Linked DNA regions of Homo sapiens: region 2 is linked to region 1. Evidence: read pairs that join two places in POLR2A ChIA-PET (ENCODE). Cell type or tissue: PC-9. All regions are shown on one strand. Links, peaks and the distances in the headings refer to the core of each region. The heading gives the core; the rest is flanking DNA.

The links. ChIA-PET counts read pairs that join two places held together with the same protein. Peaks named below come from ENCODE experiments on the same cell type or tissue, not always from the same donor. Only the 100,000 strongest peaks of a DNase experiment are listed, where the experiment ranks them.
Region 2: POLR2A ChIA-PET joins it to region 1 with 9 read pairs; 1 of 35 experiments calls an interaction of 5 or more read pairs at or near these places.

What each region holds. Positions count from the first base shown.
Region 1 is chr9:72,164,479-72,167,406 of GRCh38, reverse strand. All of the region lies in intron 1 of GDA (guanine deaminase), which reads right to left. Among named protein-coding and RNA genes, the nearest start is that of GDA, 17 kb to the right of the region's middle. In PC-9, for the core only: no CTCF peak of the experiment used is centred there; a DNase peak (open chromatin) is centred at 1,366; H3K27ac peaks cover 593 bases.
Region 2 is chr9:72,347,855-72,350,782 of GRCh38, reverse strand. No RefSeq gene overlaps it. Among named protein-coding and RNA genes, the nearest start is that of ZFAND5, 16 kb to the left of the region's middle. In PC-9, for the core only: no CTCF peak of the experiment used is centred there; no DNase peak of the experiment used is centred there.

The DNA of each region.
Region 1 (2,928 bases), core at 232-2,731:
ACTGAGACAACGATTATTGGCAAGGAAGAAGGCTTTAATCAGGTGCTGCAGCTAAGGAGATGGGAGATCAGTCTCAAATCTATCTCCCTGATGGACTAAAATGAGGGGTTTATATAGCAGGGAAGAAAGGTATGAGAAAACAGGAACTCCAGAGGGGTTAAGGAAGCAATCATGATGAATGAGAGGCCTGGCATTTCATTGTCTGGATGCAATATCTGGTTAGTTTCAGTTCTTTGATACTTTTGAGAGGCCTGGGGGTCATTTCCTAAACAAGGAACTCAAATAAAACAAATGTAAGTTTCAGGCTTTAAGACCAAAAGCGTCAATTTCTATGTTTATCCAAAAACAAACAAACAAACAGAACAACAACAACAACAAAAACCTGTCTATGGAACTATTGGGTCAGTTTCAAAATCATCTTTGCCTGTCAAGAATTTAGTTTCTGGTAGAGAAAATAAAATTTACTGCCTATGAAAAATCGAGAACAATGCACAATGATATGTTTCTAAGCACCAAATTGGCATTATGGACTGATCTATGAAAACTCTGAGAAAAAGGAAATTGGTGAGGACAGAATAACCAAGGTGTTTCTAGAGGAAATGATGAGTATGGTAAATATAGGCGAGAAAAGAGAGTAAGGGCATTAAGAGTGTGAACAAAAAGGTGGAGAAGTCAAAAGACATGAACAAATATAAATTGATACATAAGTTTATATTGGCACAATTACATTTTTAAGTTTCTTTACTTATAAATAATATATTACATATTTATAGGGTACATGTGATATTTGTTACATGCATAGAATATGTAATGATCAAGTCAGGGTATTTGATCCCTCATCTTGAGTATTTATTATTTCTATGTGTTGGGAACATTTCAAGTTCTGTCTTCTAGCTACTTTGAAATGTAGAATACGTTGTTGATAACTTCTATCTAGCTGCCCTTCTACCCACTGACTAACCTCTCTTCATTCCCCCACCCCCACCCCACCCACACATCCTTCCCAGTCTCTGGTATCTATCATTCTGCTTTCTATCTCCATAAGATCAACTTTTTCAACTCCTGCATATGAGTGAGGACACTGGCGTAACTGTTAAATCATTTCCTTTCCAAATCTTGTTCCCTTATTGTCTTCTCACTTTCTCTATCTGCTCAATGATTTGGCACTTTTGAAACATCCAATCCTGTCTAGATCACAGGGATAGTTTTCCTTCTAATTGCAACTGAAATAAATCTAGCATAAATCTTATTTTTCTCATTCCCACTTGATTGTCAGGACAGTGAAAAACAAATGATTATACAAGCCTCCATTCATACATACAAAGGTTGTATGTGAGTCACCTATGTGTTGTTTTTCTCAACTAGATTAAATCTTCATTGTACAGTCATTCACCCAGAAGGGAAGAACAGAAGGAGGGGTAAGATTTTCTCTCTTCCCTTGGGGAAGGGGGAAATCTTAAAATGCTTAACTAGGAACAAGCCGCATTTTTTGTTGTTTTTTTTTTTTTTGAGACAGAGTCTTGCTCTGTCACCCAGGCTGGAGTGCAATGGCATGATCTCAGCTCACTGCAACCTCCACCTCCCGGATTCGAGCAGTTCTCCCCCCTCAGCCTCCCAAGTAGCTGGGATTACAGGCACCTGCCATCATGCCCGGCTAATTTTTGTATTTTTAGTAGAGACGGGGTTTCACCATGTTGGCCAGGCTGGTCTTGAACTCCTGATCTCCGATGATCCGCCCACCTCGGCCTCCCACAGTGCTGGGATTACAGGCATCAGACACCATGCCCAACCCAAATTGCATTTTAAATTTTATTTTTATTTTCTTTTTAGCCATTCCCTACACATACCTCACATACCAACCGCATTTTTAAACAGAGAAAACATCTGCTTCTATCGTCTTACCTGGTTTTGTTTGTTTTCATTTCAAACAACCTCACATTTATAGGAAAATAATGCCTTACTTGCTTGACGTTAATAAAATGAAGTGTTTCACTGCTGGTATCCTGTACTTCCAAACAAAAATACTGACTACCTACCAAGATTTCCAGTGACGCTGAAATGCTAGATTATATTTCTGAAATAAAATAGTAAAATGATTATTAAGAAGGCTGCAACTAACTCTAAGCTCTGACACATATATTTGCCAATGCTTTGGCATCCTTTGAAATTAAATATTTGTAAATGGGCAACAGCAGCATGCTTTCTTAACTTTTGAAACGTCCTTGGAAAGAAGTTATTCACCATACAATACAGGAAGGCTGGGAAAAATCATACAAATACAGGAATATGAGCACAAGTGAATTGTGATTCAGTAGATTGAATGTGCACTTAAGTCACCTGAAATTTAAAGATTCACAGAAACCTAAGCAAAGTATTTGAAGACCAGAGGACAGCCAGAGCATTTTTTTTTTTTTTTTGAGATGGAGTCTTGCTCTGTAGCCCAGGCTGGAGTGCAGTGGCTGGATCTTGGCTCACTGCAAGCTCCGCCTCCCGGTTTCACGCCATTCTCCTGCCTCAGCCTCCAAAGTAGCTGGGACTACAGGCGCCCGCCACCACGCCCAGCTAATTTTTTTTTTTTTGTATTTTTAGTAGAGACAGGGTTTCACCATGTTAGCCAGGATGGTCTCGATCTCCTGACCTCATGATCTGCCTGACTCAGCCTCCCAAAGTGCTGGGATTACAGGCGTGAGCCACTGTGCCCGGCCCAGCCAGAGCATTTTTTCCTCAGAATGCTACAAATGCAAATGTTTGTATAAAAGTCCTCTGATAACTTAAGCAGTGGGAATAACAGGTATGTAACTTATTTACATTTTATTGCTGTTGGAAGCAATTATTTTTCTCATATGATAAAACACTACACATTTTTTTAATCTCAAAAGAGTTGTCTGTGATTACTGTCTGCATGTCCTTATCTTCCAATCATTCCAA
Region 2 (2,928 bases), core at 261-2,760, 180 kb before region 1:
AAAGAAAACTCTTACACATCTTGGTGTTGTGGTTTCATGTCCACCCTAATGAGAAAAGTTCTTCCTTAGTAGGGTCATGTTTCCTGAGGAACCCCTACCCTAGATTTATCCCATAGTAGGTCTTATAAATAATATCCACATACTAAAATTATTTGGCTTCTAATGTTAAGTTTTACACTAATATTGTAAAAGTAACTCTACAGTCAAAAATTGTAATATTTAAATAAGAATAATCTGCCATCCGAGCCATTAGCCTTTAGCATCTGTGTTATATTTTAAAATGCCTGCAAAAATTGTCTATGCGTAAACAAGTTGTTTTTAGTTATACTGTGGCTTATTTGGTTGGCATGAAAATTAGATTGCTTTGCATATCTGGGGTAGCATAACCAGTTTTATCAGTGGCTAGATTATATCAGATGACAAAAATAACATGAGACTTCAGAAGTCTGATAAATAAAGTGATGATACCTATTAGAAGTGGGTGCAATCTATAGCCATCAAAATGTGATGCATTCATATTCAGGCATGGTCCTTTAGCATTCGAGTGATAGGCACTTTTATTTGAGTCTTTGAATGAAAGATAGGCTTTTAAAGTGGATTAAAGGATAGCAGTTTTTACTTGATAAGTTGGGACCCATGGTAACAGCAAGCATCCCACTTATAACTGGTGTCCATTCAGGGAAAAACAGATGTAACCATTATGTGACTCAATACAAAGAAGAAGATTACACTGGTAAAAAATACTAAGTGAAAAAAAGAAAAACTAGTAAAAAATACTAAGAGGATTACATTAGTGAAGATTCAGGGTGTGAAGGTGTGAAGTAAAAGGAGAGAAGATTAACAGAATAGGTTTACCTTTATTTGATCTCCTTACAGGGATCTATCTTCCATGGTGACTAATTCTCCTATTTTGGTGAAACTTTTCAGGTTGATGGATTTAAAAGAATAGTATAAACCCAAAATTTTCCATTTTAAGGTCATGATTTTATTTTTTACTCTGTGGTTCTTAAATACAATTTACTTCATTTTATATAACACCTGCCAAGAACAACCTAATAAACAAGATCTGGTTTAGGTTTAATAAAATTAAAATGTGTTTAACAAAACCTAGAAATGATGTGAATTTGCTCCTAGGAAACACTGAAAGCATGTGAAAGGAATAGCACTCCAATCCAGCAGTTTATTTTATTTGTGCTTTTTAATAATTGCTATTTTAAATTCTCTAAGGAGTTGATAATACATAGTCATTTCTATTTGGCTTTGAAGCGATCCAAGTATATATGTGGTTTGTTTTATAAAACAACCACAAAATACAGTCTCCCTATGAACATATGCAGAGTGGTCGGAAAGTCTTCCCACTCTCTAGGCCAGAAACATCATGATTGCTCTCATATCTGACTAAATACTGACTAAGACATCTCAAACTCTACATTTTGTCCAAACTAGAGGAGTTTTTGACAATTTTTCTGGACTGGGGAGGTTATTTTTCAAAGATCCCTATTAAATTTTAGGAATCAGAAGGGAATCTAAGAAAATTACTTATTTAATCTACAAACTGATAAACTGAGAACCTAAAGTATTGAAAATCATTAAATATTCTATAAAATCAATAATTTACCAAAAATAGAAAATGCTTAATTACTTCATTTTTATTTATTTATTTAGAGACAGAGTCTCACTCTGCCATCCAGGCTGGAGTGTAGTGGCACGATCTCAGGTCACTGCAACCTCCACCTCCTGGGTTCAAGTGATTCTCCTGCCTACTCAGCCTCCTGAGTAGCTGGGATTACAGGCATGGACCACCGTGCCCAGCTAATTTTTCTATTTTTAGTAGAGACGAGGTTTCACTATGTTGGCCAGGCTGGTCTCAAACTCCGGACCTCTGGAGATCCGTCCGCCTTGGCCTCCCAAAGTGCTGGGATTGCAGAGGTGAGCCACCACACCTGGCCTTAATTAATTCTTTAGAATGCTGTCTACCAATGGTTCTTGGGCCAACAGCCGTGCTTTAAATTCCCTACCAGTGCCTTCCTATATATATATATATATATATTTTTTTTTTGAGTCGAAGTTTCACCTTTGTTGCCCAGGCTGTAGTGCAATGGCATGATCTCGGCTCACCGCAACCTCCGCCTCCCGGGTTCAAGCAATTCTCCTGCTTCAGCCTCCCAAGTAGCTGGAATTACAAGCATGTGCCACCACACCTGGCAAATTTTGTATTTATAGTAGAGACGAGGTTTCTCCATGTTGGCCAGGCTGGTCTCAAACTCCTGACCTCAAGTGATCCGCCTGCCTAGGCCTCCCAAAGTGCTGGGATTACAGGCGTGAGCCACTGCGCCCGGCTTCCAATAGAATTTAATGTAGGCCAACATGTAATTTAAAAATTTCTAATAGCCACATTTTAAAATGTGCTATATGTACTATCTTCAATTTCTTAGAGCATATCTCAATTAAGACTAGCCACATTTCAAGTGCTCACTACTCATATGTGGCTATTATTACGTAGTGTATTATGCCATTCTTGTGTTGCTGTAAAGAAATACCTGAGATTGAGTAATTTATAAAGAAAAGAGGTTTAATTGGCTCACAGTTCCACAGACTACAGGAAGCATGGCAGCATCTGCTTCTGGGGAGGCCTCAGGGAGCTTTTACTCATGGTGGAAGGCAAAGAGGGAGCAGGAGGAAGAGAGAGAAGGTTGAGGTGCCACACACTTATAAATGACCAGATCTCACAAGAACTCATTATCACAATGACAACAGCAAGAGTATGTGGTGTTAAGCCATAAGAAATCGCCCCCATGATCAATTCACCTCCCACCAGGCCCACCTCTAGCACTGGGGATTATAATTCAACATAAGATTTGGGTGGCGACAAATATCCAAACCGTATCACATAGTACACTCCTAGACTGTGCTTAAAGCCTTCTTTAA